2 separate regions of the Mus musculus genome follow, and region 2 is linked to region 1. Evidence: chromatin loops called from intact Hi-C (ENCODE). Cell type or tissue: gastrocnemius. All regions are shown on one strand. Each heading gives the region's core, and the rest is flanking DNA. Links, peaks and the distances in the headings are about the cores only. Region 1 holds the start of Mapkapk3 (mitogen-activated protein kinase-activated protein kinase 3). Region 2 overlaps Dock3 (dedicator of cyto-kinesis 3).

Region 1 (12,298 bases), core at 1,263-9,262:
CAGGGCTCCCAGAATACAGCAAGAAGCCAGTTTCTTGGAATATGGGTAGGATGGAGTAGGAGTACTCTGAGAACATGGGATCCCTGTATGTATGCATACTAACTCTTCAGTAGAAACTGTCTGTTGCCGCTTTGCTATGAAGATACGGGGGATTTCACAGGTGTCATGCAACAGAGCTGTGGTTTTCTTTTTATTTACTTACCCTTTCCTTTCCTTTCCTTTCCTTTCCTTTCCTTTCCTTTCCTTTCCTTTCCTTTCCTTTCCTTTCCTTTCCTTTCCTTTCCTTTCCTTTCCTTTCCTTTCCTTTCCTTTCCTTTCCTTTCCTTTCCTTTCCTTTCCTTTCCTTTCCTTTTTTTCCGAGACAGGGTTTATTTATCTTTGTAGCCTTGGCTGTCCTGGAACTCACTATGTAGACCAGGCTGGCCTTGAACTCACAGAGATCTGCCTGCCTCTGCCTCCTGAGTGCTGGGATTAAAGATGTGTGCCACCACTGCCTGGCATGATTTTCTTTTTTAAATTGTGTGTGTGTGTGTGGTGTGTGTGGTGTGTGTGTGTGTGTGCGCGCACGTGTGTGTTTTCATGTGTTTGTAGCCACAGTATTCACACAGAGTCAGAGGATAACCTGAGGGAATTGAGGGAACCACTTCTCCCAGTCCACTCTGTGGGTCCCAGGGCCCAAAGTCAGGTTGTCAGGTTAGTGGCAAGCACCTTGATCTGTGGATCTCTTTCGCTGGACCCCAGAGCTGTGATTTTGAACTTGGATCTACCCCTTTCAAGTGGGCCTACTGAACACTTACCTTGTGCCAGACACTCAGCAAATCCTAGCTTCACCTTGCCCTCACAGCTACCACAGATAATGCTGCCTTGTACGTGAGGAAACTAAGACACGGCTTCCAGTGTGCCTTGGGGAGAGAAGTGTTTGGTTCTCCAGTAGTCTTTTGTGAAGTTGACAGTGTTAGACATCCCACCTACGACGTGCTGGGAACCATGATGTGCCCTGTTTTGCCCAAGCTACCTGCCCACTTGTTTCATTCAAGTTTTGTGAATGCCTCTGGCCATTTCCTTACTACTGGCTCTATTTCCTGACTACGCCCCTTGAATGGACCCCTCCCTGACTGCTGGGCCCACACTGCCACCCAGTGGCGATCCTTCCTAAGACCTCACTAGCCAACTAGAGAATAGAGAATTCTTCCCAGTGCACTCAGGCACTTCATGAATTACTGTTGCTGCAGGACACTCCTGCCCCGTTCCCAGAATAATGATGGATCACAAGAATGCACAGCAATCTAGATAGCCTCGGTATATGGCTTCTATCCTTTCATCATGAGCAGGTTGCCTTTCATCAAAAGGCAGATGTGGTGGGGAGGAGGGAGTTCCCTCCATCAGCACTTTACTGCATCGTCTATTTGCTCACCATAAGCTACTTCAAAGGCCTCAGTCCCTGTTCCTTTGAACACCCAACTATTACTGTTACTGTTACTATTACGAAGGGCTAAGTGCCAGAGTCTGCTGTCATGAACCCAACTTGCCCAAACCCAGCATACTATGTTCTGAATCTCTACAACAGTGTGAAGGGGACATGATTCCAGATGGTTGCTACAGCATAAGCATTGAGAGGAAACTACATGTTCTGATTTTTCTGGGTCAAATGAACAGCTGGAAAAACCTCTGTTTATAATTGGTATGGGAACTATGTGTGTTTGTATAATCACAGACATTTACATTTATAATTTGATGATGATGATGATATGTGTGTGTATGCATGAGTGTGCACACAGGCATGCATGGCACAGTGTGAGTGTGAATGCAGAGGTTAGAGGGTGACTTTATAGAGTCTATTCTTTCCTTCTTTGCATAGATCCTAAGGGTTGAACCTAGATAGGTTCCTGGGCTTATGTAGGACATGAGCATTTGCTCACTGAGCCATCTCTCCAGCCTGGAAGGGCATTTTTTTAAATGGGACTACTTACTTTTTATACTTCAGTATGGTTTGAACACTTGCAACAAGCAAATTTGACCTCTTTGAATATATATTTTTTAAACTACACGCAGTGTATGGTGGCTCACACCTATAATTATAACACTGGAGAGGTTGAGGCAGGAAGGTCAGGCGTTGAAGGCTATCCTTGTCTACTCAGTGAGTTTGAGGTTAGCCTGGGCTTAAATAATCTGTGTTGCCCAGGGACAGGTCCATACAGCATTGTTCTTGATTCCTGTTGTAACTTAAAGGAAAACTCACATAATGTCTGGAGCCGTTGATGTCCTACAGGTAAAGGAAGAGGATAGTCCCAAATTCCTTGCCACGGGAACCCACTTAGATGGCACCAACCTTGACTTTCACATGGAGCAGCACATCTACAGAAGGAAAAGTGACAGTCTCTGCATCATAAATCTGAGGAGGACCTGGGAGAGGCTGGTGCTTGCAGCTCAGGCTATGGTTGCTATCAAGAACCTCGTGATGACAGCGTCATCTCCTCTAGGAACACCGGCCAGTGAGCCAGCTGGAAGTTTGCTGCTGTCACAGGCACCCTCCCACTGCTGGATGCTTCATGCCTGAGACCTTCATTATTAACCAGATCCAAGCAAGCTTCAAGGTGTCAAGGCTTCTAGTGGTGACTGATCCCAGGGCTGACCATCAGCCCCTCAGAGAGGCCTCTCAAGTCAACCTGACCACCGTGGCTCTGTGTGACAGACTCTCCTCGGCACCACGTGGACGTTGTTGCTATCCCATGCAACAACAAGGGAGCTCATTCAGTGGGTGGGTCTGATGTGGTGGATGCTGGCCTGGGAAGTTCTTCACATCTATGCTGTTATCTCTCAGGAGCGCCTGTGGAATTTACACCAGATCACCACTTCTACAGAGACCCAGAGGAGGTTGAGAAAGAGGACCAGGCAGCTGCCAAGAAAGCTGTGATCAAGGAGGAATTCCAGAGTGAATGGACTGCCCCAGCTCCTGAGTTTATTGCTGTTCAGCCTGAGGTGGCCGACTGGTCCTAGGGTGCACAGGTACCCTCTGTGCCCACCCAGCAGTTCCCCACAGAAGACTGGAGTGTGCAGCCAGCCACTGAGGACTGGCCATTGGCTCCCACAGGGCAGGCCACTGAGTGGGTTGGAGCCAACACTGCGTGGTTCTGAGCTGCTCTGCAGAACACCGGAGCAAAGAGGGAAAGAGGCAGAAGGAAAATAAAGTTCCTAAAAGCTGGTAAATCAATCGATTAATTAAACAAAGTTAGAAACACAATTATAAAATTTTAGAGTAATTAAAATATAAGCTCATTTTAAATTTTATTTTATTTTATCTTTAATTATGTGTATGTGTTTGTGTGTGGGTGGCCAGAGGTGTAGGCTCCCTTAGAGCTGACATCACAGGTGGTTGTAACCCACCTGATGTGGGTAGTGGGAATGGAACTTGGATCCTCTGGTAAAAACAATATGTGCTCTTAACAGCTGAGCCATGTATGTATGTATGTATGTATGTATGTATGTATGTATGTATGTATGTATATATCGGGGCACATACAATCCAGCCCCAGCCTCTACTCTCAGTTACCTAACTTTCCGTTCCTTGTGGAGTCATGCTCAGAGAGAATGAGACCTTACTGAGCCTTGGGTTCACTAGCTTTAAGCTGGTTGCAGCGCCTGCCCCGGCCTCCTGGAAACAACACTTCCAGATTGTATGCCTTCCTTCAATCTCTTAGATCCTGGGTCTGATTAATAGGTGGGACTATGATCCCACCTGACCCTAGATACAGCTAGGCATAAGTGTGTGTGAATACATGTGCCTGTATGTATCTGTCTGTGTATGTGACTATCCGTGTGTCTCTTGTGTGCACTGTGTGAGTGCATGTATGAGCGTATGCTTGCACATGTGGATTAGTAGAGCCAAGAAAGAAACTCCATGGGAGGAGGTCATTCCTTGACCTCCAACCTTAAGCCCAACCATGAGGTTGCACTCTGGGATTGAGATGAGGGGCAGTTCTCTTTTATTAGTTGCTGATGTCAAGCAGGTCACATGACTCACCTCTCTGGGCTTGTTTTTCTTCTGTGTTTTCAGTGTGTGTCTAAAGGGATGGTGATATCTTCCTTCCTCTGTCTCAGTGAGGTGTTCAGGTAGAGCATTTCTTGGTCTGCAGGAAGTGCTTCCTAGTGACCATCTGAGGCTCTTATCTAGTGATCTCTGCTTCACTGATTGTTGCTAGCTTGAAGGTTGCCTGGAGAAGACAGTTACCAATTTCTAAGGAGACAAGCTACCCATGAATAATTGCAGTGCTCTTCCCGAGTGGTTATCAGGAACCTGGATGCAGTTGTACAAATAGAAGGGCACCAATTTTCTGTTGGCCACTGACAGTTGCAGAGTGCAGCCCAGGCATCTTTGTGTGTGTTGTGGTGGAAGGCCGGACACAGCCTCCTTTGGGTGGGACAGAGGTCCGGGTGGCTGCAGTTCTGAATATAGTCTGTAGATGGCAGCAGAGACCTGCTCAGAGGGCTTGCCTGTGGCGCCGCCTGCTCTGTAGACTTGTGGGAAAGTTGGCTCAAAATATCTATGATAGGCTAAAAGGTGAAGGTCTAAGTGCAGAAGGGAAAAATTTAAAGCGAATAGAGGAATTGGATGGAAGAAATGGATTTTAATGTTAAGGCTGATTGATTGAGCCGGGCGTGGTGGCGCACGCCTTTAATCCCAGCACTTGGGAGGCAGAGGCAGGCGGATTTCTAAATTCAAGGCCAGCCTGGCCTACAGAGTGAGTTCCAGGACAGCCAGGGCTACACAGAGAAACCCTGTCTCAAAAAACCAAAAAACAACAAAAACAAAACAAAAGATTGATTGGTTTTTCGAGACAGAGTTTCTCTGGCTGTCCTGGAACTCTCTTTGCAGACCAGGCTGGTTCGAACTCACTGAGGTCCGTCTTTTTCTGCTTTCAGAGCGCTGGGATTAAAGGCATAGGCCACTATGCCCAGCTAATTTTATTTTTTAAAAACATAGCCTCACGATGTAACCTAGGTTAGCCTCACAATCCTCCCGCCTAAGCCTTCCTCGCGCTGCAATTACAGGTGTTCATCACCATGGCCAGAACTTGAACTTTTATTAGTTGAGATTCTTAGAACCTAAAGCTCAAATCACGAGGTGAAAAGTTGATGCAGCTGACCAAATGGGAAATCGAGATTTCTGATTCAAGAGCGTCCCAAGTGTGTTCAACTTACGGCTACGGGCTGTAAGTGGTCCAGGGAAGTATGAATGTGGCCCAATACATTTATTTGGAATGACAAGTGAATTGCAAAGTCAAAAGGTTAGTCAGGAAGTGCATAGAAAGGAAAGCTAGCCAGTTGTTAGACAGATGCCCTAAACCAGGAAATGAGTGGCGGGTTAGACAACAACATGCCAATTCCCAGGGCACGCTGACTAAACATTCAAAAAGTTGAATTCTGAAACACTTAGCTACCTGGAAATTTTGGGAGTCTAAAACGCCCCCTGGCAGCTAGCAAAAAGAACACTTCACTCAAGAGCCCGCAAGAGAAACAAAATGTCTTGCGCTGTAACTTTTCTAGATCACAGATAAAATCCGAGGAGGCTGGTACAACAGTTGAAGGAGCTCCTAGCGGTGTCCCAGGGCGCTGCGAAAGTTACAGTGAACTTGACGAGGCCACGCCCCATTTTGTCTCGACTCAGAGGCGGAGTCTGCCAGGGGCTCTGCCCTGGCCTGCCCAACCCGGACTAGCCTGGCCCTTTAAGGTTGACCTAGCGGGGCCCCAAGTCTGAATGACGCGACGAGAAGCGGGGGTGGGGGGTCACGTGGGACGCGGGCGGCGAGACTCTGGGTCCAGGGCTCCGGTCCTCAGCGGACTCCAGGGATCACTATCTCTTGCCCACTCTCGCCTGCACCATGATTTTCGTGTAGTGCTTTGCCACCAAGTGCGCCTTCGCCTGGTCCGCCTTTCTTGGGTCTCTGTATGGCTGGTTCTCAAGACCTTGTTGCTATACAGCGCCGGACTCCTTCCTAATTTGACACGTGCCTGGGCTGAGGGATCACCTCCCCCTGCTGTACGTAAGTACTCTCAGGCAGTTTCCAGCTTGTCTTGGGCCAGGAGCCCAGTCAATCTAGTTCTGGAGAAACCAAAGCTGGGGTGTGTCCAAAAAGTCCCGGTGGGGAGTGACTCTTTCCCTTTCCTTCAGGTGCCTCTGGACGCGCCAGGCTGGGGCTACCTCCGAGCGCCCCGTGGGGGCCATGGATGGCGAGACAGCAGGGGAGAAGGGGAGTCTTGTGCCCCCGCCAGGTGCGCTCGGCGGGTCCGCCTTGGGTGGTGCTCCGGCCCCAGGTGTGCGACGGGAACCCAAGAAGTACGCGGTGACTGATGACTACCAGTTGTCCAAGCAAGTGCTGGGTCTGGGTGTGAACGGCAAGGTACTGGAGTGCTACCATCGGCGCTCTGGCCAGAAGTGTGCCCTGAAGGTTAGTGACCCATCTCTCTGAGGGCTAGGGTGACATGGAGGGTCCAACAGCAGAAACCTGTGGATGTATCTGTGTCCGGGGTCTCTATTAAACATCTACACATGGCATCTTGTTTTATTTTCAAACTCTTCCTCTAGCGTCAGACTCGTGGTCCTCTTAGCCTCACATACACGGAAACAGGCTGACCTACCTAAACTGAGGGTGTGTCCCAAAGAGCGAGGGGAGGAGTCAATGTGAGTAGAGCTGTTGTACCCGGAAGGCAGGAGGGTGTGGCTGTGCGCTCTGGTTCTGGCTTGGGCTTTGTGTTTAGGCCCAAAGGATGCTCTTAAATTCTTAGTTATCCCCTGCAGGTAGCTCCTTCTATGGGGATGCGGCTAAGTTTTCCTTAGGCTCAGTGCAGGGTTGTCCTCCTCATGGCCCCTGCCCGCTGAGGTGGGACCATGAGCCTCTTAGGGTGTTTTTTGACTACTGGGCCCCTTGAGTTGAGTTGGTGGCCTCTTGTGGAAAGGGGCAAGCTTTGCTCATAAGCTGACCCACCCTGGACAGACGATGGAGAACCACTTATCACATCATATTCAAGGTTCCCTAGAGGTATGGCACAGTGATGTGGGTGGGGTGGGGGAGTGGCTTGGAGTAGTTGATCTCACTACTAGAATCTGGTTCGGGCACGTGGCGCCAGCCCAAGAACCCCTACTCCTACCTGTGTCCTCACCCCACCCCCATCGCAGAACTCCAGAATTCCTTGCATTTTTGTCACTGGAACCAGACTCTTTGGAGGTAGTGCCACTGGCGCCTGCGTGGTGGAGAATTGAGTGACTCCTGGAAGTTAGTGAAGTCCTTTTTTACAGGAGCCAGGCTACAGAGTCCTATAGCTGTGGCCGTAATCTCTACCTTGTGGGCGGGCCAGCCTTGTGATCTTGGGCGATCCCCAATTTTGTTCAGGGAGAGAACGGGAGTTGATGTGAACTCAAAGTGAGATAATGCGTGCCGAGTACTTGATACGGACCTGGAATAGGCCTAGAGTGGCCTCAGCACTTGCTTCAGGCATGGGACTCACAGGAATTTGACTGAGGACCTGGGCCCTGTGCTTTGTCTTTCCCTGGTGTGTCAGGCTGAAACAGGGGAGGTGGCCTCCTGAACAGGACCCTATAGGGGATCATGAAGGTGAGTCAAGGGCAGGGTAAGGACTGACCTGAGGGCCAGGCCTAGGTTCTGTATTCATTAACCCAGCAGTAGAATAGAGCTTTGGGGGCCCAGGCAGGGTTTTTTTCTGAGTCCTTCAGTGAGAAGGTGGCTTTTCTAATGGCAGATAGGTATGAGCAGATGAAAAATGAGCCTTTATCGTCTCCCTGATCTCCAGTCATCCTTCTGCTTGAACTAAGAGGCAGCCTGGGAGAGGGTGAGTGGGTGCCTGAGGCCAGAGAACCTCTTCTGAGGTTTGAGGCTTTGACCCTGACCCTCTGGGGTTCAGATACTGTGAGCAAGGAGGGGTGGGTGAGAACCCGTAGTCTGTAGCCCAGGCCTTTCCAGTTTTGAGCAGGGCTGGGCCTACACCTTCTACATAGATGAAGTGTCTAATGACTGGAGGAGCTAGTGACACCTCCCCCTTAGATGAAGTGTCTAATGACTGGGGGAGCCAGTGACTGCAGCAGCTTCCACTCTGGCTCCTCCTACTTTAAAGGCCCCACCTTCTTCCCCCGTCCTGGTCTGGGAACAATGGCAGTTCTGAAATAGTTTCATCTCTGTACCTCTTAAGAGTATGGGTCAGCAAGGCTAGAAGACTCTAGGATCTGGCCCTAAATTGAGCCTCAAGGGAGACAGAGATTAGATGTGGCTCTCACTCTTAATTCTTTCAGATCTTGGCTCCTACCTTCCAGAAGGGGCCAGCTCAACCTCTGGCTGTGTGTATGTATTCTTTTAGTGGCTTGGCCTTGGGGAAGGAACTGACTGACACCTTCTCATTTAACATTTTCTGTCCTTTGCCCAGGAGAGCAAGGATGGATGGGAGGGATCAACACAGTGACAGACCAGGATCCAGGGAGCTCAGCCATTCCCCGAGGGGGTCCTAACCCTCTCCTCAGCTGCTCTAGCTCAGCCTAGGAGGTCACGGGCTCTGTGCCTTCCTAGATCCATAGCTCAGATAATTAGGCTGGCTTGACTTCATCTTGTAGGCTGAACTCATTCAGGCCATTGCTTTTTCATGCCCACCTTTGGGTTTTGTTGCCCAAGAGGTTAGCTAGTACCCAGCAGGAAGTCTAAAGGCAGCAGGCATCCACGAAACAGGAAGACTGTGGTCATTATCCCTGTAGCTACTGCCATTCAGCGGGGCCCTAAAGGAACAGGCCTGCCTGCCCCCTTCCCCTTCCTCTCAACCTCTGACCACTGCTCTTTCTTGTTTGACCTCAAGCACAGCAAGGTCTCTCGCCCCAGGCCCACTTCTGTGACCATCGGAGCGTTCTATGGCTCCCCAAGCCCTTTCGCTGAACCATTAGAACTGGAAGGTGGGGTGTCTCAGGGAGAGTATGGGGGCATGCAGGCTTCATACTCCTCCTGCGGACATCGTGTGTTCCTTCCTAGGCCTAACTGATTAAAAGCAAATGTGACCAGGGCACTAAGTACCTTTAAGTAAAAACATGGAAGGCCCTGGGAAGACCTGGGAGGAGTCCACATGGGAGGAGAGGTAGGGTCCTTTATTCTGCTCCTGCTGCTACATAACAGGGCTGGGAACCCTTCCCATCCCTGCTCTGGCCTCCCAGGGCCTCCTCTTCTCCTCTTTGTTAAAGAGATCAGAATGGTTGGTGGGGTGGGATATCTTTCAGAAAGGGTCTCTACAGTGAGCACCCTCTTGCAATCTCACGATCGATCAGGGAGTGACTGGGCAGCCTCATCTTTAACAGTTCTCTTTCCGTTGGAGCGGATGGCTGAGGTAGGCTAGGCTGCTCTGATTGTGTGCTGTGTAGGACCACAGCAATGTTGTCCCGAAGCACATGCCACAGAGAATCTATTTCCCCTAATAGATTGGAAATAACACCCTCCAGACCAGGAGAGCTTGCTTGACCTCACCAGGGTCTTAGATTTGACTCTATACACTTTGAGCCTCTGAGTGTGGCCTACAAGGCTTGGGCAGTTTAGTCCTTCGGTCTTTGCATCCATAGGTGGCCGTTTTTCTTCTGTAATGGTGCCATTCCCACCTATCGAGGCTCAGTTCCACTGCCACCTCTTCCAGGAAGCTGTCCCAAGTTTGAGTATTTTTGGAGCAATGGAATCTTCTTGGCCCCTAAAGCTATACTGTTACTGAATGAAAGCTGCCTTGGAACTCCTAGGTCCAGAGCTTGGCATACAGCAGTGGCTCCTAAGTGCCCACTGTCATAACCAAGCTCAGCCCTTCAGAGTTTTGGAAGGAGTTTTTCCAGTCTCTGTTAACCACATGGAAGGCTATTTCCCAGCCTAAAGGCCTGGAACTTCACAAAGGAATCCAGCAGCGTCATCACCTTCCCAGATAGAGGTGCTGTGGGAGGTCTGTAGAGGAAGGAGGTGTCCTTCTGTAAGGCCTTTCTGTCACCTATCTGCCATTGGGCCACACCTGTGAGCAGAGAGGCTCTCTCCACTCAGAATGGCAGGGAGAAGCCAGAATGAGAGTCAAAGGCTGAGAGGTGTGTGTGTGTGTGTGTGTGTGTGTGTGTGTGTGTGTGTGTGAGAGAGAGAGAGAGAGAGAGAGAGAGGGAGAGGGAGAGGGAGAGGGAGAGGGAGAGGGAGAGGGAGAGGGAGGAGGAGGGTGATGGGGGAAGGGAGAGGTCACACCCTCTAGCACCATGGGCAGAGATGGCCTGTTGGGGCTGGTGCTGTAGAGCTGGATTTGAGGCTAGGTGGGGCTGCCAGGCAGGGCAGGCTTTCTCTCACTTGGCAGCCACCCCTCCCCCCACCTACCGTTTCCATGCCAGTCAGATCAGCCCCGGCTCATTGTTACTTCCTCAACAGGTCAGAAACCCAAGGGTGGGCCAGTGGCCCTGCACAGCAGAGTCCCTGGAAAGGCAAGGGTTTCACTGACCAAAGACTGTCAACACTTAGGAAAAAAAAATACTGGAGGAGCTTCGTGGAGGTTCCTGGACTGCCAGCGCCCATCGGTTTGGCTAAACAGGTTTCAGAAGAGCTTCCGACCTGCAAAGTGTAAAAGAAGGTTTAGATTGGGCTTGAATGTCCTGAGACTGTAATACCAGGGGCTTCTCAAAATTTTTTTCCCACTTTGCTGGAGAAAGTTTGACACTTCTCTGGGTCTATAGATATATAAAATAGTATACAGCCCATACATTTGCTGGTAGTAAAATTATAAGACATTTATTTTAAAATAACTCTTTGTCATAGCTACATTATGACTAGTTATCAAAGATGAAAGCAAGATTTCATATTAATGAAATAAACGTGCCTGTTTATTTTTTGATGTAAAGGAATTTTGGCTGGGTTTTTTTGTTTGTTTGTTTTTTGTTTGTTTGTTTTTTGTTTTTTTGTTTTTTGTTTTTTGTATTTTGTTTTGGTTTTTTGAGACAGGGTTTCTCTGTATAGCCCTGGCTGTCCTGGAACTCACTCTGTAGACCAGGCTGGCCTCGAACTCAGAAATTAGCCTGCCTCTGCCTCCCAAGTGCTGGGATTAAAGACATGCGCCACCACACCCGACTTAGCTGCATATTTGATGCCATAGGACTTAGAGCGTTTTCCAGAGTTGGTCAATATTGTGATTTTATAGTTGTTAATGCTTTTTTGCATAAATGTTACAAAATGCTGTTGAGGGTTATAGCATATGCCTTTAATCCTAGCTCTTGGGAGGCTGAGGCACGTGGATCTCTGCGAGTTCTGGGCCAGCTGGGATGCACTGTGAGATCCTGTTTCTAACAAAGAAGAGTGGGCTGGCCAGAGAGCTGAGCACTTGTGAGCACTGGTTTTACAGAAGTGTCAGAGTTCCGTTCCCAGCACTCACATGGTGGTTCACAACGGTCTATAGCTCCAGTTCTAAGGTATCCAATGCCTTCCTCTGGGCTCTGTGGGCATTGTACACACACACACACACACACACACACACACACACACACACACACACACACACACACGGTGCACATACATACATGCAGATAAAACACATAAGAAAAAAAGAGAGGGCTGGCAAGATGGCTCAGAAGATAAGAGCACTGACTGCTCTTCCAAAGGTCCTGAGTTCAAATCCCAGGAACCACATGGTGGCTCACAACCATCTGTAATGAGATCTGACGCCCTCTTCTGAAATATCTGAAGACAGCTACAGTGTACTTACATATAATAAATAAATAAATGTTTTTTTTTTTTTTTTTTTGGTTTTTCAAGACTGGGTTTCTCTGTATAACCCTGGCTGTCCTGGTACTCACTTTGTAGAGCAGGCTGGCCTTGAACTCAGAAATCCACCTGTCTCTGCCTCCCAAGTGCTGGGATTAAAGGTGTGTGCCACCACACCCGGCAAATAAATCTTTAAAAAAAAAGAAAAGAAGAGAAGAGAAATGGAAGAAGTATATCTATGGCCTTTTCAGAAATCGTTAGAAATTCTGTCCTAATCTCAAGCCAAAATCCATTTTAATGATTTTTTTTAAAGAAAAATATAACTCAAGTCAACTGCTCAAAGAGCAATTTTAAAAGTCAAATATTCTAACAATGTGATCCAAAGATTTAATCGTGTCATACATGCTGAGGAATGAAGGTAGGGAAATATTAAAGGTCTCGTTTTCTATAATTAAACCATCGTGTTTCTGTAAGAGCAGACAAATTTGTAAACATGGTTTGTTTGTTTTTTAAAGCCACTGCCATTGATGATATGCAGTTGTGTTAACTCT
Region 2 (12,298 bases), core at 1,818-9,817, 320 kb after region 1:
CTAAGAAGTACAAGAAGTTTCCCTCAAAGTGCTTTCAATAAATACTGGAAGAAAATAAAAGACAGCTTATCTTAGCTTCTTGCTGCTGTGGTAAAATATCACAGTAGCAACATAAAGGAGAAAGGGGTTATTCTGCTCAGTAGTTAAAGGTGCAGTTCATCACAGTGGAAGTCGAGGAGACAGGAGATTGAAGCATCTGGTCACATGATATACCCAGTCAGGAAGCAGTGAGCAGTGAATGTATGGTGTTGCTCACTTCTCTTTATTTATGCAATCCAGGATCCATGACCTCCTCAGGAAACAGTCCTGTGCACAAATTTAATTAATTAGTTAATTAATCCCATGTGTGTTCACAGAATTAAGATAATCTCTCACAGGCATGACTAGAGACCCATCTCCCAGGTGATCCTAGACTTTGACAAATTGACAATAACATAGCATTTATTGAAGATCTGTTGTGTTCTAGCCACTCGAATCAATGCACCTAATTTTTCCCATATGCCAAGAATAGCATTATCCCCATTTTACAGGTGAAAAACCAAGGATTAGAGCAACTCATCAAACATATTGCAGGCAAATGACAAAACTGAATATTTATTTACATTAAGTTTTGTTGTGTCTTCCAGGCTGGTCTTAAAGTTGCCCCCTCCTACCTCAACCTCCTGAACAGCTAAAATTACAGACATGAAACATCACACCTGGCTTAAAGCTGGAATTTGAACTCATATGGGTCTAATATAAAAATCTATTATTTTCCTCCTATAGTGTTCTGCCTCTCAAAAGTTATGGATCAATATTATTAGTTTGGGCAGCAAGATGGCTCAGCTGGCAAAGGCTCATGATGCCAGCCTTGATGGCCTGAGTTTGATCTTCGGGTCCCACGTGGTAGAATGAGAGAACCAGCTCCCCTAAGTTGTCCTCTGACTTCCACATGGGCATGTGCTCCCCACTGCATGAATACATAAATGTAACATAAATAAATAAGACTACTAATGCCATCGTGTTTCCCCACTTCATTAAAATACATGATTACATTTTCCTCAAGAGACCACATCTTCCTTCCACAGCTCAGATCTAGAAGCCTAAGGGCACATATGTTTTTTCTCTCTCCCTCTCCCTTTCCCTCCCTTCGCCCCTTTCCTCCCTTCTCTCCTCCATGTTTGAGCCATTTGAGTCTCTGAATTCTTAGTCTGCATTATCAGTGGTCCTCAAGAGTTTGTAACGGAATGAACCCATATGTTTCTCATACTTCTGAATGTATACATCACAGACTGCCAGAGATCACATATGAGAAAATAATATACATATTCTTCAGGTTACATGATTATATAAAGATGTCACTATCCCTGGAAACTTATCCCATTCTTGAAACTGGGTTCCTGCTATTAATGGAGTCTAGCTGGTTCTGCTTGAAGGCACTCAGCGTTTGCTTACTTTTCCCTTTCTTAGAGGTTGCAAGCTTGTGTTGGGGACCAAAATTGAAAAGTCAAGAGCTTAGTCATAAACTAAAAACTTTAAATCCATTTTATGAAGAAAAATAGCTATTTCTCTTAAGCTACATTGTGTAAATTTCTCCTTGTACTTCCTTCTTTTGCCTGTAAATTCCTGAGCAAGTTATGAACATTTCAGTGGCCTGAACCCTACTGAAGATTCCTTGTTTTAGTTTTGAATTTCCTTTTCCCATGCTCTTCAGAGTCCTATAGGGCTGAGTAGAGTCTAGGGCCGGGGAAGGCGCCTCTCAAGGCGGGGCTGCTTCAGCGCCTTCTGAAGCTCTTTCACACTCTTTCACACCTTTGAACCTGCAAGCTAAGCACAAGCCAGACTCTTGCTTTGCTTGCTCCCACAGGCTGCACTACTCAACTCCTTCCCCACCATCTTCGACGAGCTGCTACAGATGTTTACGGTGCAAGAGGTAGCAGAGTTTGTGAGAGGCACACTGGGAAGCATGCCTAGCACTGTGCACATCGGGCAGTCAATGGATGTGGTGAAGCTGCAGTCCATCGCCAGGACAGTGGATAGTCGCCTATTTTCATTTTCAGGTAAATTAAGTTAAAAAGAGTCACATTTTATTTTTTCCCTTCCTGGGTGGTAGCCAAAGTTTAAACAGCTCAAAGTATCAGTTTAACAACCATAATTTAAGAAATCATGCTTCCAAACGCTGACACCATTGCATACACTAGCAAGATTTTGCTGAAAGGACCCAGATATGGTTCTCTTGTGAGACTATGCCGTGGCCTAGCAAACACAGAAGTGGATGCTCATAGCCAGCTATTGGATGGATCACAGGGCCCCCAATGGAGGAGCTAGAGAAAGTACCCAAGGAGCTAAGGGGATCTTCAAGCCTATAGGTGGAACAACAATATGAACTAACCAGTACCCCCCTGGAGCTCGTGTCTCTTGCTGCATATGAATCAAAAAATGGCCTAGTCAGCCATCAGTGGAAAGAGAGGCCCATTAGTCGTGCAAACTTTATATGCCTCAGTACAGGGGAATGACAGGGCCAAGAAGTGGGAGTGGGTTCGTGGGGGAGTGGGTGGGGGAACATGTGGGGGACTTTTGGGATAGCATTGGAAATATAAATGAAATAAATACCCAATTAAAAAAAAAGAAAAAAAAGAAATCAGATCCTGAAAGTGTAGTGATTTTAGTAAACTATATGAGAAATTCAGCCAAGATTTAGGCCTGCTTGCCATTCTCACAAGTTACTCTTAGGAGCCACACCTTAGGGCAAGCTCATAAGGTGCTGTGTTGGTGTTCATGCTGTGACTGTAAAATTCCATAAGCTAGGTGGCTTTAAAACAGTGAATAGCATGGGTATGATAGCAGGTGAATCTCTGTAAGTTACCAGCCAGCCTGAGCTACATAGTAAGACTTTGTCATATATACACCTAAGTAGGACACATGCCTGTAACTCAGCATATGAAAAATAAAAGCTGTCCTTGGCTCCATAGGAACTTTGCAGTTACCCTGGCTTACATGGAACCCTGTCTCAACGAACAAAACAAAAAAGCACAAATATTTAATTTTTACAGTTCTAAAGATTTGAAAGTCCAGGATCAAGGTACAAGTAGGTTTGATATCTAGTTGAATCTACTTCCTGTTTCATAGATATCTCTCTTCTCTGTTTTATCACCTAGCAGAAAGAGCAAGAAAACTCTCTGAGATTATCTTTTAAAGGGCCATTAGTCTCAGTCAGGTGAGGTGGCACACACTTCTAATTTCAGCACTTAGGAGGCAGAGACAGGCAAATCTCTGTGCAGTCAAGACCACCATAGTCTACATAACAAGTTCCAGGCCAGGCAAACCTATTCAGTGAGACCCTGTCTCAAGAGGAGGTGGGGTACTAATTTCATTAATGAGGATAAGTTGCTCATGACTTTACCATAGGAAGTTATCCACTTCAAATGCTGTCACACTGGGGATTAGGGTTTGATGTGTGAATTCAATAGGGACATAAACATACAATATGTAGTTGGTGGCCCTTGGTCTCCAGGCATAGGTACAGCCATATACTGGCTATGGAATCCTGTCTCAACACTAGCCAAATGAGAGGACAAAGGGAAAGAGAGAGGACAAAAGAAAAGTCCAGTCAAAGAAGACAAGGATAAACCAACAGTTAAAAAGACCCTGAAAGGGGATCTGGGAAACTCTGTGTTTGCTTATTTCTTTGGCTCACCAGTCAGATATATTCACTCCCTCCCTACCTCTCTAAGAGGGAAGTGGACAGAAAATCTTTTATAGTCCCTAGGCAGTCAGGACTAACTGATACATTAGGAGTCCAGGATACCTTTCAGAAAGAGACTTCAGATTTATCCTTGAAGCTATATTGCTATGATCAGTTTCAACCTACAGCACCATCAAATAGGAGCCTGATTCTCTAAGTAGGATACCAGTGTTCTAGAAAATCACCTAGCACAAGAACAAATTGGAAGCATCAGCAAAAATAGTTATCTGAATTTTCATAACTACAATTTTACATATTTTTAAATTTTGACCTCAAAGCACAAGAACAAGCTGATAGTTCAGTGCTGTGTACACTTGGAGTGCTAAGAGATGCTCCCACTACCTCAGCTGGAGCAGTGTCGGGCAGTGATGAGTGACATTGCCATTGAGGAAATCAGCCCTTCTCCAGTACCTGAAGATGATAAACTTCTTCCTCCCGCCTCAGACTGAAGGGTGTTACCAGTGATTTGGACAGTCTCACAAAATCCACTGCTTGCAACTCTCTCTTTATGCACTGTCTCAAAAAGTTGCTTTCAAAATACAGAAAATGAAACAGCCCCCTGCTCTCACTGATATTTTTACTTTTGTTATTTTTGTATGTGTTCAGCTGCTTGACACAATCACTTAAGAAAACTCATGTAATGTTGGACTGTGTAATTAAATTTTATGATAATCCACCACCAAGTTTTCATTTGCATTTTGTTCTGGTTTAATGTTCACATTATAGTATCTTCCCTAAAATAAGCTTTTTACCAGTGATGTCATATAAACAATTCTTTATTCTCTGAGCATACCAATTGTTTTTGGCATGTTCAACAAACTGCTATTCTATCTGAAAGCAGCGATTGGTTTTTATAAATTCTACTATAATTTGTGTTTTGATATAAAATACAGTAATTAACTCTTTATTTCAACATCCTTTAAAATATAGAACAGCTGTCATACTGTTATTTTTAACATCGTACTTGTCAAAACTCTTATGTCATATAATTGATCTTTAGTTTAACTTTCTTATTTCTGAGGTCTGGAGAGATGGTTTACTGGTTAAGAATACTAACTGCTTTTCCAGATGATCTAGGTTCAATTTCCAGCAACAACCATCTGTAATTCCGGTCCCAACAAACCCAGTGCCCTCTTCTGACCTCTGTGGGTACTGCATATATGTGGTATGCAGACAAAACACCCATATGCATGATAAAAATGAAAGAAATTATTTCTGAAGTTCATATGAAATAGTTAAATTTTGTCAAATATAAACAATAAGTTATATTTTCCATTACTTGTATTATTGATAATCTGAATTATTATGGACAGGTAAGACCGTATCTGCAGGGGTGCACAGTCACTATCACAAAAGTTTAGGATGCCAGAAATATGTTCACACTTGTATTTCACTTAGTAAGAGAGGCCACTAGCAAACCATTTTATACAAGGAAAACCAAGCCTGTCGGAAGAGGAGTCAAGTCTGCTTAAGAACTGGAAATGAATTAGTAAGGGAGCTTGAATATAATTCAGCCTTTCTGAATTAGGGTTCCAAACATGATTTCTTATTCTTGAAATGCTATTCTGGTAACATGATGAAGAAAAGAAAGGTATTTTAATATATGCAGTAGGGTTGGTATAAGAGCTCACTAGTTATCAAAGGCTATGACAAGCTTACATGATACTCCTATTCCATTCATTACTGGGAACATACCAAAAGCAGTCTAAAAAGCCCATGACCCAAAAGAGATATGCCAGATGGTTTGACATGGTGAATGCATGCTAGGGTAGAAGTGACAGGCTTCAAAGACATGGCATGAAGAGAAGCAGGTAGTAATTGCCAGTAAGCCTACAATTCTAGCCATTGTAGCTCATGGTAAATGTGACACACAGATTTTTTTTTCTCTACAAAGTGCTTTTAATTTGAAGTCTAATCATTAAAAAGATATCATTGGAAGCAGACTTGTACTTAAATCTTATTATTACACATGCCATTAGTGTAGGGGTCTAAAATAATAATGAAGAAAAAAAGATGGAGAAACTGTGTCATGGGATGCCTTATAATTTCTCCACACAAGACTTTTAGACTTTTGGAGCAGGTAACCTCTACTATGGCTCTGATCTTAACCCCATCTCCTTCAAGTCCCACAATGCTGCTATCTTCTATCAGTAGCTAGGAATGACCTCATCTCTGTTTTCTTTCCTAGAATCCCGCCGCATCCTACTTCCTGTGGTTCTTCATCACATTCATCTTCACCTGAGGCAACAGAAAGAGTTGCTAATCTGCTCAGGGATTCTGGGCAGCATCTTCTCCATCGTCAAGACCAGCTCTCTGGTAGTGACCCCACAGCCCTCCCCACTTACCTCTGCCCTGATCTTATATTATTGTAGTCAGGAGCAGACAAACAATGATCACTTTGTGTACTTCTCAGTCAGATGCCTTTATTGATGAAAGGCAAGTGCCCAAATGAACGTGTATGCCTAGCAAGTTTCTCAGTACAGTACATCCTTGGTGTGTTAATAGTTAGAGTGCTATAAATGTACACAGATAAATCATTACCCACAGTATCAGGCCAGTCCCATTCCATCTTCTGTTTCTATCAAAAGGGACTAACTCTGGATTCCTGGGAGTTTTCATAGGTTTTAAGTACAAATACCAGGAGGCAGACCCAGACTAGTGGGGGGATCTTGTTTATTCAGACTTTCAGCTTTCAATTAGTTTGCTTCTATCCATGGCATCCTACGTCTTGTGAGACAAGGTTGGGATATGCAGTAGCTATCTGCTACCCATAAGAGTGCAGCACCTTTGAAATATAGAGTGGTTCCTTAGATGGCAGTTTTTAGCCATGTTCTTATCTGTTTTCTCTTTAAGGAAATATGTGGTAGAAGGAGAGAGATTGGGGTAGAGGAAAAGCAGAGGCATGGATGAAAGTAGTATTTGCTTTCATATTGTTTATTTTATATACTGATAATAGAAGAAATGTGTATTATAGAAAACTGGAAGACTATAGGGAAGGTATAAAGAGAATGAAAAACAAGTATGGATTTTATTATATTTTTTAAAGTTAATGCTCCCAGAATAGAATATGAAGTGCATTTAAAATGAAGGATATGACTCAGGTTATATTTACCAAACCTGATTACTTAGGTGGAGCAAAAGAGGCACCTAAAACAAAGGCAGCTTCATTTGGGCAAAAGACAGAAACCAAAAAAGGATCTCTAGTGTCCAGAACTAAAGCACCCTCTAACAGAGACCCAACTTGTGGGACAGTGACTGAGATGGTTCTAGCATCCCTATTGTTTGCTCTTTGCTCCAGACAAGATCTGGCAACGCTCCTTCCCACCAGACTTCTTAGAAGCCACACCAAGGACATGATGTCTACAGAAGTCCAAGGTCATATGTCTGGTAGCTTATTGCTAAAAGAAGGGAATACATTGAAGAGGGGTTTTAAAAATTAAAGGAAAAATGAAAACCAGTGAAAAACCTTTAGGTAGTTTGGTTGCATTTGGGGGAGCAGATTAAATATAATTAATTGACTACAACTGCTCAAACATGTATCAAAGAAAAGATTATTAAAATCACTTTGATTAATTTAGCCCCAAGAGCCAAGTCCTCAGGTGACATGGGGCAGAATATAATTATATTTGGTGTATGGGTAAAAGGAAGTTGGAATTTAACCTCTGTGAGAGCAGAGACAAGTCTGTCTAGTCCATCTCAGTATAGTCAGGTTCTCAAACAGTGAGTGACACATAGCCAATGTCTAGTGATGGTAACATGGGTGGATAGAGGAGGAGAATTCTCATCAGTAGTTGCACGCATTGTCTAAAGTGCTTGCTCTGCAGGCATAGGATGATGTGCATTTGCATCCCTAGCATCCACATCGAAACCTCGCACAACAGTGCATGTGTCTGCACCCCAACACTGGGAGAGAATGGATGGAGGAATAGGAAAGATCCAGGAGGCTTGATGGCCAGCCATTCTGGATAAAATTCAATGTCCAGGGTTAGCTGAAGACTTGGTCTTCAATAATAATGATGATATTGATGGCAATGATGTAGAGAACAATAGAAGATGTCTAATGTCGACTTCTGGACTCCACGTGTGTTCACACCAGCTGTGTGCACCTGCATACACGTGCACCACACAGAAATCACATAGACACACAGAGTAAAATTTTATAATATATTTTGGAGAAGGGATAGTGGGAATCTCTTTTGATGATAATTAAAGCCACCCTACAAAATTTGAAATGAATATGTGATGTCTATAAAAGGGTAATACAAACGGTCCTAAAATTCTAGTGACTGAGAAGTAGCCTATAGTGAGAAGGCATGTTCTACTTTTGTAAAGCTGTCAGAGATATATTGATTGAGAATAGAGTCTCTCAGATGGACTGAGAATTACAACAGACTGAGGAACTAGAAAAGGCCACAGAAGGGGTTTGCAGAAATCAAGAAAGCAAGGTAGAGGGTGTGGAACTTTGCCATTTCTCAAAGTTGATCATTTCTCAGTGTCAGTAAAGGCATGATTTCTCTTCACTACACTGGGGAAATCAAGGAAAACCTTTTAACTCAGGGCATTCATCTCTATCCTGTGTGTCAAAATTAAAATTAATGTGTCTGCCTGAGATTGAAATTTGTGGCTGATATTAGTAAAGGCAAGGCCAAAGCCACCATCCCTGTGCAGGTGAGGCAGGCAGGCCTCACCTCCTACCAAAGCCATTGTCCTGGATTCCCTTCACAGTCCATGTTGGTGAGTCTACAAGATCAGCATTAGATCACTCCTGACGTGACTTAGTGAGTTCTGCTCCTGAACATCTGCTTAGCCTGATGCTAATGGTGGTCTCTCTCATGCTCACTCCAGGAGGCAGATGTCATGGAGGAGGTAGAGATGATGGTGGAAAGCCTCCTGGATGTTCTCCTACAGACTCTCCTCACCATCATGAGTAAATCACATGCTCAGGAGGCGGTAAGAGGGCAGCGGTGCCCGCAGTGCACAGCCGAGATCACTGTTAGTAACTAACACTCAGGTGTTCTTGCTTTCTTTTCTAACCTGGGGCTCCTTACATTACTCCCATCTCACCACCCCACATTTTCATCTCAGCCTCCTCCCTGCATGATGGTCAGCACGTTACCCTCTTCTTTCTTGACTCATACTCCCCTTCTCTCCACTCTGAAAGTTCTAGCTTCATATTCCTGGGACACTATTTTAGGGAAGGTTCAAGAAATGCTTCTTGTGTGATTTCTCTTCCATAGTTTCTGTTGGTCTTTGCCTTTAAGCCAAGACCCTTGTTATAAATATTGAGTGAAGCAGTGCAGTGTTACAACAAAGCTGTGAGTTGAGGCTAAAGGCTGTCTCCTGTAGGAAACCTCCAATAGCTTTCCTACATGATACAGAACAGAATAATTGTCTCAGAGTTTTCTTTCAGTCTACGGATTAGTTGGTTTAGTATATAGTATTTGTATCTAAATTTTTAACATCAAGAAAAATATGTGGTAAAATTTCAGTAGTGTTGTTGAATAATACTTTTATATTAGGCCCTAATTGGGGGCGGAAACAAACTGGGAAAGCATCTCAGAAGGGACGGAGAGACAGACCCTTGACCGGAGACCCTACCTGCGTATCCAGAGTGAATTTTAAAGCCCCCATGATAACATGAAAAAGTTTGTGTGAGCACTTTCAGTTGGAAGATAAGAGATTATAAAACTCTTTGAAAAAATTCATTTCTGGGACCAAGCCAAGCTCTAGCATGTCAGGGTGAACATGTATTCTGGAACATTTGGCCTGGGAAAAGTGTCTCCTCTGAAAAACATAAGACTTAATAATTTTTTTACTGTAGTCATTGTCATATTTATTGCACAGGTGTATGATATTCCATAGTAAGTAGACAGACTGTCAGTATTGAAAATCAGACAGTTCATCTGTTCTAATACAGATCTGAAAGAAAATGTCAACAAATTCAATACCAAAGATTTCAGATGGAGAACTTTAATTTGTCATAAATATGTCAGAAATTTAAGTAGAGATGAATGAAGCTTAAGTAAAAGAATTTTGAGCTGATAAGATAACTGGATTTAGAATCAGTTCTTTTAAAGTGGACTGTCTTGAAGAGAGATCTAGATGTTCAACTTACAACAGTAATGACCTTGATGAGCAACAAAAGAACCACAGCATGTAAAATTCTTTAAGAAAAATGTACTGAGATTTTTGTTTGAGAGCCGCTGTTGAGGTCACTCTTTAATGTAGGTAAAATTATTATATACTCTGACATGCCTTCTAATCAACACTAATTACACAGCCCTTGGCTAGGGGGTCTGACCCTGCTTTAACATTTGACAGATATTACTAATGAAGTCATTCATTTCTGTAGATTATTATAACTGTAACTTGTTGGGTACCTTCTATGTATTGGACATTGTGCTTCAGTGCTACATACACAAACACACACTCATCTGACCTTTACAGTAAATTAGTTATGACTTCTTATGCCCATTTTCAGATAAAACTGAAGTTCATATGCATGTGAAGATTTTGTGTAGTTTCAAGGCACTTGAAAGGATTCAATACATTAAAAGACTATTGCCAAATTCCCTCAAATTTAGAAACACTTGAAAATCATATAGGTAAAATACTTTTCCTGAGGAAACAGCCTTTTGAGAACCATGCCAGTAATTGCCATAACACGGCCTTTACAGTCCTTAAAGCCAGTGTTTTGTTGTTGTTTTGTTTTGTTTTTAGTATATTCTATTGGCTTTTGAAAATATACTTTGTGACTATACTTAAATATGTTTTGAAGCTCATAGCCTATTCCCTCCCAAAGATCAGTTTCAACTCCTTTGCCTTTCTTTTGATCACTTACATCCATTTTTCCAGTTCAGCTGCTCTTCCCTGGCAGATGGTCCAGATTTTGTCCAGAGAAGAGGCTTTTTTTTTCAAGTAGTCTCTACAGACTTCAGTATTGTATTCTGACAATAAGAGACTATTTAGTCAAAATATTGCTGTAAAGAAAAAGATATTTCACTTTGCAGTACTCCATATTGTAAGTGAAGGTTTTTTTCAATAATTCTGTGCTACAAAAACTTTGTTAAAACTCCAAAACACTCCTAAGAAGAAAGTTCATTTTTAGGAACACAATTGTCACCATTCTTCATGAACATTTGGGGCCATCTCAAACCCTCCCTTCTCTTCTTACCCTCTGTAATTTGAAGAACAGAACCCCTGTGACTGGCTGTGCTAAGTGTTTTTGTTTTTGTTTTTGTTTTTGTTTGGATTGGTCCCCAGGGTGAATATGTGTCCTGCCTCCTCTCATTGCTCCGTCAGATGTGTGACACCCATTTCCAACACCTCTTAGACAACTTTCAGAGTAAAGATGAACTAAAGGTATGTAACAACACTGGCTTTCCACCCAGGAAAGGAAGCAGGCAGCCATAACTGTCATAGACTTCTTTCTAGCAGAGGGTTGTGTTCAGGTGGTCATCACTGCCCAGGTTATTGGATTCAGCAGCCCAGTTTATACTGAGTATATGATCTCCAGAAGTGGAAATCTGGCAGTACCCTTCACATAGCCTGACACCAGGCTAACACTTGAAATTTTTTCTGTAACTGATAGCAGCCTTGTGAACATTTCCCTCTATTAGAGAATAGCCTGTAGCATGCTGGATTAGAAAGCCAGTACTCTCCCTTTCTTATGTTTTATTCTATGTAAACCAGGCTTTTCTACTTTAATAGCTATACTTATGATGATGCAGATAACGTCTCTTTATTTGAATGTAGTTCTGGAAAATACCTCTAGCCAGGGTATACCCTTCTTACCTTGAGCTGTCAGACATTGAATCTGACACAACGAGGGGTAGGTGATACCGAGAAATGAACCTAGAGTCCAGCCAACAGAAGGTCTTCCTTTGCTGATCATCAGCTCCTCATAGACTGCCAGGGTTTGTGTCTGCATTAGACCATTGCAGATGTGGGTCTGTGCTCTGCTTTTATTCAGAACCACGTCACTTGCATGTCATAGTGATACCCCATACCTCCTGAAAGATGAGATCACAGGACATTCTGCCACCATGGAGCCCATTCTCTGTCTTTTGTATTAAAGACTTTACTCCTATATAGAGACTCCTCGATGTCAGTATGTATCTAAAAGTAAAGTCTATTGCTGTTCATTTGAAATCTTAGTTGCCAACAGGGCTTGTGTTAATTGTAAATATATAGATTTGTTCTGTTGGACTTGAAAAAATAATGTGTGTCTTTCACACAAATAAATAATAAATGTGATATTTCCCACACATATGTATATGTACATGTATATGCATATGTGTATATATGAGAGCTGGTGGAGAAAGTGGGACAAAGACCAGAAGGAAATGATGGGGGACAAGATGGAGTAATACAGTGGTAGACAAGGTCAGGGACCTGTATCTTTTAAAATGTCATAAGGAAACCCATTTTTTGGTAACTTAAAAACAATAATATGGAAAAATAGAATCCACGAATGTTCTAATTTAACATAAAAACTTTCTTTCAATGCCTCTTTTCATTTTGCACTTCAGATGTTATCTTTTACTATATTAAAAACAGATACAGAGTGATTAC

Evidence for each region. A loop is a pair of places that touch in the nucleus more often than their neighbours do. Peaks named below come from ENCODE experiments on the same cell type or tissue, not always from the same donor. Only the 100,000 strongest peaks of a DNase experiment are listed, where the experiment ranks them.
Region 2: a loop joins it to region 1, with 4 times the contacts of the local background. A loop is called at or near these places in 12 of 42 quality-filtered maps.

Annotation. Positions count from the first base shown.
Region 1 is chr9:107,283,268-107,295,565 of GRCm38, reverse strand. It overlaps Mapkapk3 (mitogen-activated protein kinase-activated protein kinase 3), which reads left to right and starts at 5,689. Exons shown (of 11, transcript NM_178907.3): 1 at 5,689-6,041; 2 at 6,170-6,446. The coding sequence starts at 6,222. It also overlaps the pseudogene Gm17040. In gastrocnemius, for the core only: CTCF peaks have their summits at 4,450 (motif pointing right) and 5,595; DNase peaks (open chromatin) are centred at 4,458, 5,707 and 6,141; H3K4me3 peaks cover 2,127 bases; H3K27ac peaks cover 2,654 bases.
Region 2 is chr9:106,963,495-106,975,792 of GRCm38, reverse strand. Dock3 (dedicator of cyto-kinesis 3) reads left to right here. Exons shown (of 53, transcript NM_153413.2): 24 at 1,847-2,039; 25 at 5,913-6,040; 26 at 8,570-8,716; 27 at 10,988-11,086. Among named protein-coding and RNA genes, the nearest start is that of Manf, 78 kb to the right of the region's middle. In gastrocnemius, for the core only: a CTCF peak has its summit at 4,861 (motif pointing left); a DNase peak (open chromatin) is centred at 4,866.